3 separate regions of the Homo sapiens genome follow, and all the other regions are linked to region 3. A link is a contact called in ENCODE Hi-C or POLR2A ChIA-PET data. All regions are on one chromosome and are shown on one strand. The core of a region is the stretch at or near the end of the contact, and the rest is flanking DNA. Distances in the headings are between cores, read along the strand shown. Region 1 has its middle 850 kb from the start of HULC. Region 2 has its middle 870 kb from the start of HULC. Region 3 has its middle 750 kb from the start of HULC.

What was found. A loop is a pair of places that touch in the nucleus more often than their neighbours do. ChIA-PET counts read pairs that join two places held with the same protein, here RNA polymerase II (POLR2A). Pooled maps may share reads with other maps.
Region 1: a loop to region 3 is called in a map of PC-9, with 13 times the contacts of the local background. The contact joins two enhancer-like sites. A Hi-C loop is called at or near these places in 1 of 168 maps with a recorded cell type or tissue (PC-9) and 2 of 50 pooled maps. POLR2A ChIA-PET finds 5 or more read pairs at or near these places in 2 of 52 experiments (IMR-90 and activated T-cell).
Region 2: a loop to region 3 is called in a map of PC-3, with 3 times the contacts of the local background. The contact joins two enhancer-like sites. A Hi-C loop is called at or near these places in 5 of 168 maps with a recorded cell type or tissue (Calu3, IMR-90, PC-3 and 2 more) and 3 of 50 pooled maps. POLR2A ChIA-PET finds 5 or more read pairs at or near these places in 2 of 52 experiments (IMR-90 and activated T-cell).

The regions. Positions count from the first base shown.
Region 1 is chr6:9,501,234-9,505,427 of GRCh38, forward strand. No RefSeq gene overlaps it. Among named protein-coding and RNA genes, the nearest start is that of HULC, 850 kb to the left of the region's middle. Within about 2 kb of position 2,263, at least 3 of the 41 ENCODE cell types and tissues checked have a DNase peak (open chromatin) inside an H3K27ac peak, as active enhancers do.
Region 2 is chr6:9,518,389-9,522,538 of GRCh38, forward strand. No RefSeq gene overlaps it. Among named protein-coding and RNA genes, the nearest start is that of HULC, 870 kb to the left of the region's middle. RefSeq lists enhancers at 1,964-2,043, 2,450-2,499. Within about 2 kb of position 2,528, at least 3 of the 41 ENCODE cell types and tissues checked have a DNase peak (open chromatin) inside an H3K27ac peak, as active enhancers do.
Region 3 is chr6:9,402,387-9,406,932 of GRCh38, forward strand. No RefSeq gene overlaps it. Among named protein-coding and RNA genes, the nearest start is that of HULC, 750 kb to the left of the region's middle. RefSeq lists an enhancer at 2,432-3,631. Within about 2 kb of position 3,130, at least 2 of the 41 ENCODE cell types and tissues checked have a DNase peak (open chromatin) inside an H3K27ac peak, as active enhancers do.

The sequences.
Region 1 (4,194 bases), core at 1,013-3,512, 98 kb after region 3:
TTGAATGCTGGTTGAAATCGGGAAGAGGCTGGGAAAGTACCTTTATAAGACACGCCCACCAGCGCCACGACAATTGGCCATGGCCATAGCAACACCAGGAAATTACCGCCCCTTGCAATGGCCACACCCAGAAATTAGCGCCTATTTTCTAGCTGTTTCTGAATAACTTTCCCCTAAATTAGCGTGTCATTAAAAGTGGGTATGACTGCAAAAACTGCTGTTAGGCTGCTACTCTCAGCGCACTGCCTGTGAGGTAGCCCTGCTCTGCAGGAGCAGTCATGGAGCTATAACGCTGTCATCCCCTCAGTAAAGCTGTTTTCTTTTATCCCTGGTTCCCTGTTGAATCCCTTCCCAGTGAAGCCAAGACCTGCCCTGAATCAGCTTCATTTGATTCATACGACAGTCCCAAAACGTGGATATTAGTAACCTCCTGCTACCAATGAGAAACTGATACTCAGAGAAGATAGGCAGTTCCTCCAAGTCCTTCAACCAGGACACAGGCAAACCACCGTTCCAAGCCAGCTACGGCTGGCTTTGCAGCATGTGGCTTTTCCATTAGGCTTCACAAATAAATTCAATAACGCTCAATTGGACTAGGGATACTAATTCATCTCACTAAAGGTAAATTAGAAGAAACGGAACCCTTACAGTGGACCCTAAAACTCATGAAAGCACACCTGCTTGGATAATGTTCAACCACCCACCTCAAACTACCTGCAACGTACCTCTGAAGAACCAGGATGCTCCAAGCAAACAATTTTCGAACCAGTATTCTAGAGCTCAAAAGAGAAGCTAAGATGAATGATCTTATCTTTGGAAGTAAAAAAAATAAGCTCTTCACCTGTTAGAACTTTAAAAACTATAGTTATAAAGACTTTAAAATACAGAAAAAAACTCATTTAATAGAAAACATTAGGATTCCAACTTACATGTATTCAATGATTAAAAAAATACAAACTCATAGAAGAGGGAAAAAAAGGTAAAACTCAAAGTGCCAGTGTTTATGTTTCAAAAACTAGAGTAGTGTTAGTATCTATTAGGTTCCAGCCTCTCTTTACACTTTAAACTGACTTACATCTCATAGGAGTGCTCAGAAATTGGTGCTATGTTGTTCATTTTGCAGATCCAGAATTTAGGACGAGGCTAGTTATTTGTACAAATATTACACAATGTAACAGAACTAGGGCATAAATCCAATTCTGCCACCCAAAAGTCTATGCTCAAAATAACTTGAATTGTGGGCAATTGTCTTTCCCTTCACTATTGTCTTGTATTTAAAGAGGATTATATTATATTTCTAATAAAAATGACTTATAACAATGGGTGTATTTTAGATAAAATAAAAAAGAAACTCTGCATCCCATAACTGACTTGCAATAGTGAATTACTTAGGTTCTACATGAAATGCAAAACAGAAGAGCATACATTCATCCATTGAATTTGTTTCATGGAGAACTTTTAGTCCAGTTAATTCTGACAAAAAGTAGAATTGAAAAGAAACACCCGTTCACAGGTTGGCTAATAAGAAAACCATTTTTTACAAGTGCTAATTAATTAATGCAAGGTACTTAGTGCCTAGCACGTCATAAGTGCTTATAAGTGTACTTTGCTATGACTGATTACAATTATATAATGGGAGCTCAATCAGTGGTTCTTGTTTTGAGGATGACTTTTCTGTGGTTGAACAGTTGTTGCCTATTTCTTCCCATCTGAAGAAACCATCTGTGTCCTAAATAAAACAATGATCCTTTAACAGATCCTAAATAGTTTTAAGCTCAAGCGATAAACTCATGGGAAAATTATACGTCCAAAAGTTTAATTTGTATTCTATAGACAAAATGACTGATTGGCAGAATATTTTGCAGAACTTTGGCAAGTAGCAAATTCTTTGAAAAGAATTTCAAGATGGCTATGCCATCACATGGTTCTTAAAATACAAATGCACACAAGTGGGTCTTTCTTCTGGTAAAAGCCACACATAAGAAATAGACATATGATAATATGCTTGGAATGTGACCTTACAGTAAAAATGCCTTCTTTTTATCACCAGTTTGTAATTTTGAAAACAAAATGCACCATTTCACAACAGGAAAGCACTGGGGATGATGAGGAGCATAAAATATGTTCAAACAAATTAAGCTTGTTTAATATGTTTTGACTCTTCCATTTTTGTTTTCTCCTCTTGAACTACATGCTTTTTGTTTGTAGCTGTTGCACAGGAAAAAACGAGTGCCTTATATGCGTGAGAGATCTGTCATATGATTACCTGGAGGAAATTAAAATGATGCACAATGTAATAAGGCAAATGGAATGTTGAGCGATTATTCAGGAAATCTGACTGGCCAACGTACAGGGTAGTAATTCCTTAGACATTCCATTCTCAGAGAGATCTTGTACTTCCCACAGAGATGTGAAAAAATCCCCTTGCCTATAGAACCGCCATGGGAAGTCAATGCAAATCAGTGTATTTCCTCTTGTTCTGCGTAAAGGAACCTGAAGGGCAAAGAACATGTGTCACAAAAGCACCGTGGGAGCCTATCATTATTACTACTAACAAGAATAAATGGAACCTTTGCATACATAAACAAATCGTAAGAGGTATATATTTTTCCTTAGCTTTTAAAATCAATGGTATCAGGGCATTTTCTTGGGATTAATCTACTGGGGTTTTTTGCTACTTTGAAATGAACAAAGTTGAGTCAGTCATTAATCCCCAAGAAATTCTGTGCCTCTCTGTCACCGGACTGACATGTGGATTGTTGCTCCCCTTTGGACTCAAACGAGGTGCTCCAAAAACTCTAGCCTGATCACAGAATTAAAAAACAAAACAAAATAAAAAAAAACAGCAAAGGTACTCCCCAGCTTCTGGGGTTATTTCTTGGAGTTCAGAACGTAAATAAAATTTACTAAGTATGATTTTGTATTAAGAACCTTTCAGGGCTTCTAGTAGCTGCAATTCTAACATTTTGTGAAGAGTAGATTTGCAGCTGCCAACCTGCCCAGGCACCTTTTGCTTCAGTAGGCAGTAGAATAATTCCCAGAGGATCAAAAGCAAACACATTATGTGGCTTTTTGCCGAATGTGTATTCACTGCCAGGCATCAACCCTCACCTGGGGGAAAAAAGAAATCTCTATTATGGAAGAATATATCACCAGTAGCAACTGTTCTCACAGAGGTGGACATACACGGGTGTGAGTATTGACTCATCAGAATACAGGTGTGGTGGGAGAACAATTATAATTCAGGTAATAGCTAAACATGAATTTTAATGAGGATATTCAATAGTCATTAAATATGGCACTAGACATGGGGATTAAAGGTTGGTGTTTCTATGTGAACATTGCATGAGTTATTTTAGTTCTAATTATTAGAAGAATAACTAGAATTAATAGATATGTCTGTACTAGTAAAATTATTTAGTTTTTTTGATAATTCTTTGAATCCATTTGTCAGAGGTGTCTGAACCAAAGCAACTCCATCTTGAATAGGGGCTAGGTAAAATGAGCCTGAGACCTACTGGGCTTCAATCTCAGATGGTTAAGGTATTCTAAGTCACAGGATGAGATAGGAGGTCGGCACAAGATACAGGTTATAAAGACCTTGCTGATAAAACAGGTTTGCAGTAAAGGAGCCAGCCGAATCCCACCAAAACCAAGATGGCGATGAGAGTGACCTCTGGTCGTCTTCACTGCTACACTCCCACCAGCCCCATGACAGTTTACAAATGCCATAGCTGCATCAGGAAGTTACCCTATATGGTCTAAAAAGGGGAGGCATGAATAATTCACCCCTTGTTTAACATTTAATCAAGAAATAACCATAAAAGTGGGCAACTAGCAGCAGCACTCGGGGCTGCCCTGCCTATGGAGTAACCATTCTTTCTTCCTTTACTTTCTTAGTACTTGCTTTCACTTTACTGTATGGATTCACCTCGAATTCTTTCTTGTGAAAGATCCAAGAACCCTCTCTTGGGGTCTGGATTGGGACACCTTTCCAGTAACACATTTATTAAAGATTAGCGAATTTGCAGATTCACTAAAAATAGAAAGTACTATTTTTCTGTTACATTGATGCAATAACTAATTTGGTTGTTAAAAGTTTCTAACTATAAAACAGTTTACAAGAAGGAACTCACTGTGGAATCTGTGATTCTCCTCCCCAAACCCCACGAACCTTTCTCTCATGAGAGTTTT
Region 2 (4,150 bases), core at 1,278-3,777, 120 kb after region 3:
AGGTGAAGATGATTTCACTTATATGTGGAACCAAAAAAAGTTGAACTCATACAAACAGAGTAGAAAAGTGGTTGTCAGAGGGGCTGGGAAGTGGAGGGAATGGGAAGATGTTGGTTAAAGGGTAGAGAATTTCAGTTAAATAGGAAGATTAAGTTCTGGAGATCTATTGTACAGCATGGTGACTACTGTTAATAACAAGGTATTGATACCTGAAAATTGCTGAGACAGTAGATTTTAAATGTTCTCACCAAAAAAAGAAATAAGTATGTGACATCATACTTAACTTTATGAATATGTAAACTTTATTTAATCATTTCAGAGTGTGTGTTTGTGTGTGTATGTGTGCATGTATATATCAAAACCGCCTGTATACCACAAATATATATAACTTTTATTTGATCAATTAAAAAATAAAAATGTAAATAAAAACTGCTGAAGAATAAGGAAACGAAGAAATAACATTTAGGGAGTAGGGTGAAAAAGCATTGAGACATCAATTTTTTCATTAGAATCTTCTCTAGGGTACTTTGAGCATGGCATTAAGTCCATTTTGCAGGACTCATAAGACTGTTTTATATATATAATACCAAAATATCTACATAAAATGGGGTTAAAACAATGTCCAAATATTCAAGCCATAAGCAAGTAGCTTCTATTTTTTGGCATTAGGCAAACTGTTTTTACATAAAATCGATTAGGCAAGTGACCAAATAAATAGATGACTTTTCAAAGTAACTATTTTGACCTAATATAAACATAGGGCCTCCAAAGTGAAGCAGAATATATGCATCACGGGGTTCTATTGTAAGGTATTTCCTGATTGGAGTGATATTTGAAACTATGTAAGTAAAACAGTTCATTGTATTCTAGATATCACCTCCCCTAATTTATAAGTAATAGCATTTATTTAGACTGGTTTTAAACTGTTATTCTTCTTTTTTATGCAATTAGTTTTTACACAGGACATAAATAAAATTAGCATCTATACCATTAGGTATCTTAAGGAAAATGCTGAACTGCAATTTTCTTTGTTTCTTGGATGAAACAAAAATCTATATATATATATACACACACACACACACACATATATACATATATACACACACATATACATATATATATACTGTGATTAGTATAATTAGTTGTGTGCACTGTCACACGAATGTGGAAATTTTCTTACAATTATTTAATTATCTACATTTCTGATGATATTCATTGATCTACCTGTATCGACTCTTACTTCAATCTATTCTCTTTTAAATATCATCAAGTATATGACATTCAGATTATGCTAACTTTACTAACTCTAAGTTCTTACAAAGATGATTAATTTCTTCTGCATGAAAATTTTAGCCTCTAAACATCGACTAAACCCATTTGGACATATATTTCCAATGATGACTAAATGCACTGATATATTTTATCTAAACAGAAATTCAAAATAACTTCTATATCCCATAGCCCTTACCATCAGTCTTAGTAAAAACAGATCAATAGAAAACAGTATAGCAGAACAGCAAACATAAATACTGAAACCTTATTTGTAGATCTTTGCTATAAATGTAACACCCACCACACACAGGGAGAGATACTGGAAATAGCTTTCTTCTGTAATAAGTACACTGCTCCTTGGGAGAAAGGTAAACTGCATTATGAGATTAAGATCAACACAATGAAGTTACTTTCTAAGGGTCTCATACACCCAAGTTTATGTTGAGGAGGAAAATGTCCTTTTGGTAATTGAACTAAAAATCTAATGGACATGATGGATGCTTGATTGTGTCCAAATGGCATGAAAGCATCCTAGGAATTCCATACAGAATTCAGTTAACTATTTTATGAAAGTGGGAGAAAAAATCGAAATAAAAATTGAATTTCAAAAAATTGAAATTGAAATGTGAAGTGAATTGATCAGCTACTGTTTTAGTCTGTTTTGCATTGCTATAAAGGAATCCCTGAGACTGAGTAATTTATAAAGAAAAGAGGTTTATTTGGCTGACAGTTCTGCAGACCATACAAGCATGGCACCAGCATCTGCTTGGCTTCTGATGAGGCTTAAGTAACTTACAATCATGGTGGAAGGCAAAGGGGGAGCCAGCATATCACATGACGAGAGAGGAAGCAAAAGGGAGATGACAGGCTGTTTAAAGAACCAGCTCTCCCGTGAACAAACAGAGCGAGAACTCACTTATTACTGCGGGGACAGCACCAAGCCATTCATGAGGGATCCTCCCCCATGAACCAAACACCTCCCACAAGGACTGCCTCCAACATTGGTCACATTTCAATGTGAGATTTGGAGGGGACAAATATCCAAACCATATCAGCTGTTTTGGAAACATGTAGCTCAGAACATTATGGTGATTGGATTTTAACATTTCGGCTCAAATATAAAACATGGGCTAATATGAAATCCAGGCATATCACCATATAAACAGAAGTCTCATCTTGATTTCAAAGATTTTTTTCCTGCATTAGTAGCCCATTATTGTTCTGTATGTGTCTCAACCGTTTGTCTTAATGTGTCAAATTTACAACGTTGCTAAGAATATGAGTCACATCCTTAAATACCACATATTCATGAAAAAATCCTCGGAAAGTGAGTCATTCAATGAACTATTGGGGGAAATTTTTAAACTTAATAAAGAATACCTTTTTAACAGGATAACTTGTTTCTCTTCTGACTGCCATGATTCTGTCTCACAGACTTCCACAGAAAATATCAAAGATTTTAGCTGAATAAATAAACAAAAGACCAGGCAGATAAACTGACTTCTCAGGCCCAAGGTAGTGACCTGTGTGACAATTTGGTCTTGGAGGCCTGATGTGAAAACCTCTTGCAGCCTCTGGGTAACGATGATTTGATTCCTATCTCCCCCATAGCCATTCTCAGCCTCTCACCTTGTGGGCTTTCCCTATGCACTGCACATAATCGGCAAATCAGTGGGGTTTTCCATTTCTGTCTCTTCTTCATAATTTGTTTTTCCCCTTTACTAATCTATTCAGTTCTCCAGCCCACTCACGTGATTTTGCATGATAAAGTTACAACAGGAAGACTATTAAAATAGCAGCAAATACTTTCTTTAAGCCAGGTGTATGTCATCTTTTGACACATATTGTCTCTCTTGATTATCACAACAACCATCCCAGGTAACTATTATTATTATATTATTAATCCCATTTTACATGTATAAATGTTACACCAAAGAAACATAACTTGCAGGATAATCAAAGAAGGATTTTATTTTGATCTTTCATGTGTATTATATGGGGCTTGTTTTTCCCCTATGCTTGGATGCAATTTTTGACAAGTCCTCTGGTTTTTCTGCTTACAGGCAAATAATGAAATCAGTTTCTGTTCAGTGATTAAAAAGATCATCTCCACATAGTGGTACCATCCTCAAATTTAATAAGTAAGGGCTTCTTGCCATTGTCCAGCCCAGGCCTGTGTAGTAAGAGGGCTGGTTACTCTCCCCTCCCCTGCCTTATACATTACCTCCTCTTCTCCATCCCACCGAGCTTGGTTTCGGACCCTCCAGAATGGGAGAGAGGGAGAAGTTTGGGCAGAAGGGAGAAGAGCAAAACGTCTTATTAGATTAATATTGTTGGGAAATTGCATTGGTTCTTGAACTTGGCAGATATTTTATGTGACTCTTTTGTGGGTCATTTCTAGTGCCTCCTCTTACATTGTTAAGGATTCGTCTTCAGCAATTACTTTAATTTATGCAAATACAACTCTTCCTGTAGGTCACATGGTCACAGTGTCCCTAACGGTCTAGATCAGTGGCCTTGCCTGTGTACACAGCCCTGTAGAATCTCAGGCCTACCGTCATCATAATATTTATTACACAACATTTGAATTTACACAACATTTGAACATTTGAAAATGTTCTTTGTTCATTAGAAAGCTCTCTCCAACACAATCTAAGATAATCTCAGCCCAGCTCTTTCATGCATGCAGCCACATCTGGGACAAGGAGTAGAATTCACAGGACCCAAGGCACAATCCAAAAATTATCTTCAGCCTTTTTTTTTTTTTCAGTGTCAGAGCTAGATGGTCAGAAAAGTGCTGCAAAACTGGTTTTCCCACGTTTTTTGCTTTGGTATGTGCCATTTATTGACTGGAAACACCACTAAAATTGTTCTTCGT
Region 3 (4,546 bases), core at 1,880-4,379:
CTTGCAATTCTAACTAGGAAAAGTTTATATTCACTAAGACGCAACCATAAAAAAGGTCGGACAGAAAATAAAAGAAAGAAAGAAAAAAACTCACAAGATGATGCCTGAATTTATGTTAATCACTCCCAAGCCCCCATGGCATGGTTATTACAACTCTTAGTTTTAAAATAACAAAGCACAAAATGATTTTATTTTTGTGATTGTACTTCAAATTTGAAGAAAAACATGATAAAGGGGTGGATTTTTATTGGATCCTTATTGCTTTTATTGGAACATTAAAATTTGGAGCATCCATGCAGGCAACCCCTTGTCAAAAGGTTCTGATTAACAAATAAAAATTCTTCTCCTTGTTAATTACCACATATACTTCCACAGCCAATGAACCTTAAATGATTCATTTAATTTAAAAAATATGGCTCTATAGTATTTGGTTTTCCTTATTTCCCAGCTTTTGTAAGTGAAGCAGTAAGAAATCTGCAACGGATTAAATTGGACCTATATTTTCTAGGTAGGGAATGGTTTTTCTCCGCCCCTCCCTCTGGCTTTTTTTTTTTCTTTCTTCCTTCCTTTTTTTTTTTTTTTTTTTTTGAGATAGAGTTTCGCTCTTGTTGCCCAGGCTGGAGTGCGATGGCACGATCTCGGCTCACTGCAACCTCCGCCCCCTGGGTTCAAGCGATTCTCCTGCCTCAGCCTACTGAGTAGCTGGGATTAGAGGCACGTGACACCACACCTGGCTAATTTTTGTATTTTTAGTAGAGATGGGGTTTCGCCATGTTGGTCAGGCTGGTCTCAAACTCCTGACCTCAGGTGATCTGCCCACCTCGGCCTCCCAAAGTGCTGGGATTACAGGCGTGAGCCACTGCGCCTGGCCTCCTCTGGCTTTTTGATCAGAGATGATTTCTGGCAGAGTAATTACTAATCTTCTGACATCTGTGGCTCAGCCCAGTTTTAGCATTTGGATTGAAAATACAAAAAGCAAAGGAAAAACCCTCTATGAGACGCTCTCTAAATTTTTTAATGAGCGTATTCATTATCAATACTATAAGTATTGTAAAAATAAGGAAATGTAACGATAAGGAAACAGTTTAAATGCAATAGTCTGATAAGCTTTTTTTTTTTTTTTTAGGTTAAAACTTGATCAATGTTTCTGTTAACTAATAATCTAGGAATCAACAATCTCATAAAACTGGTTTATTCAGCCCAGAAAATTAGGCAATCCATCATGACTGATTTGCTCACATTTCCGTCTGCAAATAAGTGAGATGGAAACTTTAAAACCAATAAGATAATGCACTTTACAAATTCAACTGAGAGAGATGGATAAACTAAGATGCCACTGGCATCAGTTACAAAAAAAAAAATCTGTCGTGTTTCCAATTATTTGAGCAGATTTTTGTATCCCAATTTGCTGCCAGCCTGGCTGCATCTAGCCCCCTCCTCCTGTTTTCTCAAACCAAATCATCAGGTCTTAAATCAGAACGAGCTCATCATATCATCCTATGAAAGGCCATCAGGGGATAAAGGACACCAGATGTTATATGAGTTTTCTTTTAGGCTTTCATTTCAGCCTTCCTGCATTCCCCATGCTGCTTTTTACTTGTCAGAAACTAAAATGTGCTTTGATAGATAACAACCCTATTTTCTTCACTGGCTGAGCTTAGAGAATACCATTAAGTATTGATATCTAGGGTGCTTAACTAGGGAATGCAATCACAGCAGTGCCAAAATTGGGGTTCTGTTGTATTATTGTACATGCCAAGATTTTTGAAAAACTCAAAATTAATTTTGTTTTCCCGAGGAAAAAAATACATAGTTTTAGTTGTGGGAGATGAAAGGAAGGGGAATCAAGGCGAGTCCTTATTAGTATCTCTGCTTCCTCCTGCAGATATTAGCACACATCCCGGAGTCCAAATAACCCTGCCAAGCCGAGCAGAGGTAGATTTTTGAAATGGAATGATGGCCCCAACTGCCAAAGCAAATTATTAAAATGCTCTATACTTTGAGAGCTTAGCATTTGCCTAACTTTGGGTTTGTTAACAAAGGACAAAAAAAAAAAAAAAAAAAAAGAGCTCTTCCATAATCTGTAGAGTCTCAGACATGCTGTCGTCCTGTTTACTGATGATAACAACTCGTTGACACATGGCAAACTACAGCATCTTGATTCACTTATGGGGCGGTTCAAGGTCAGCCACATACTAGTTACAAGAATATAGCCACATTATGTGATTTGATTCAAGAGACTAGCTCACTCTTCTCTGGTTTCCAATGAAATGATTTTTTAAAAGGACTTTCATAGCCATGGCAGTGTATGTGTTGTAAAGGGATTATGCACAAATCCTACTTGTGGCTAGCGTGTGCTCCTCCTGGGAGGTAGATAGATAAAAGTTACAATGAATGAGAATAGGTGTTTACCTACAATGACCTTAGGTCATGTAAGTGGAGGAAAACCTTGAATCGTGTTTTATAGGAAATATCACTGTCCTTAATCAGAGGTGGTTCCTTTCTCTCCTCCAGGGAACATTTGGCAATGTCTGGGATTGTTTTTGATTGCCGCGACTGGGGGACTGATGGGGAGGAGTGGATTCCTGGCATCTAATGAGTAGAAGCTAGGGATGCTGCCAAGCATCCTGCAACGCACAGAACAGCCCCAGCCCAACAATTATTCAGCCTCAAATGCTAGTAGTGGTTGAGAAACCTCGGCATAAAAGATGAAAACAGTAAAATGAGCACTAATGTCAAACGCTGGGAGAATAAGAGAGGGGAGGAGGTGCCAGAAGTGGTCAGCACTGTCCATTCAAAGAAAACTGGGGAGTGAGCGAATGCTAGAGTCCTTTCACGTGGTTCCTGGAGGTGCAACAGGATTCAACCTAAAGAAACTTCCAGGGCTGCCTACCCCACTTACAACCTTCTGCACGCAGTGGCCAGAAATTATTAAAAAGTATCCGGTAATATTAATCCGTATGATAAAAAGGTACCCTGCTGTTCAGATTAAACCTTGCAATGGTCCATGACCCAGAGACTACCAAAATGGTGCATCATGGCTACTAGGTAAATGTTCCTTTAATGAACAAAAGAATAATTGGATTTTAATTGAATGAATAAACAAATGAGCTATTTCTGGATGTCCGCACTTGGAGAGGTTTACTGACTCTTTCTTAGTCACTAAACCCAGCAGGAGTGGCTTAATGACTCATACCTTAGGGATTTTAAGGGAGGGATGCAGACCTCAGAGCTTCTGATATGCACGGAAGCATCCAGCTCACCTGTCTTCTCTTAACCCCATTAAATTAATTCTCCGCGTTGCAGCCGTATCGCTGCCTAAAAATATTCATCATAGCACCCATTCCTACAGGCTACAGTTTAATTATTTAGTATTGTGTTCAATACCATCCTTGATCCCAAATTAACCCCCTCTTCTTTCATGTTTTGCTACCTTCCATCACCTGTTTAATGCTCTGATCATTTCCTGCCCCCATGTGTTTCATCCTTCCATACCTTTCCTCCTATTGTTCTGTTGGCCTTCGATAAAAACCTCCATTTACGCTTCAGGTTAACTCCCACTCCCACTCCAATGAGATAATCATCTCCACTGGGCAGTGTCCATGGAAACCTTTGTTTAGACTAAATATCTTATTTTCCTGTTCTCTTTCAGCGTCTTTAAACGTCATCATGATAGCGTCATCATTAAGTTGATGGTATTACGGTGATTTTCAAACTGTGCTGAGTTGTTCATTTCGTTCAGGCTCCATAGCATGTGACAATGACAGAGAGAAGTAAATGGAATTCTGAGTCTGACCTCTCTTCAAATGTGGAAACTTTGCTTTCATCAGTTTTAGATAGGATTACCCATGTAAGACATGATTTAAAGAAAGTTATCTGCAGCAACATCAATGAAGAGTAACAAAACAACTGAAAATATTATAATATGATTTTTAAATTATCTGCCTGTGGTACTTTTATAAAGTCTGCAATGCCATGCACCAAACATAATGCTTAGAAATAAAACGTAGGTGTTGAACTGAATAGATTTTACCCACCAAAAGCACTGAATTAATGGTAGGTAATGATAATAATAATATTTTTTATTCTAAGTATTCAAAGTCAATGTTTTTATATGTAGCAAATGATCACTAAATAACATGTATATATGTGTGTGTGCATATGTGTGTAAATATAGAAAGTTATATATTGCATATTTAACTTTCTCTAAATGTAGATATAAATGTGTATATATGTACACATATACTGATATGTACACTTATCATCTCCCTACAAAAATACTTCTTTATTCGAAATTGTAAAATGATGCTGAATCTTCAAATCCTGCTCCCCATTTGCATTTCGTTAAGGAATTTCAGGATTTACTTACAAAACCACATTCTGAAAAGTGGTTTGTAAGTGTTGTTGCACGTGAGAATTCAACGTAATTATCTATTGTCATCAGAATAGACATGAAGGATTATGAGAAGTTCTTTTTGTCATGAAGCCCATGCTGATCCCATATCACATGGGGATCAATCTGCAAATCAGTCATCGACAGGGGAGA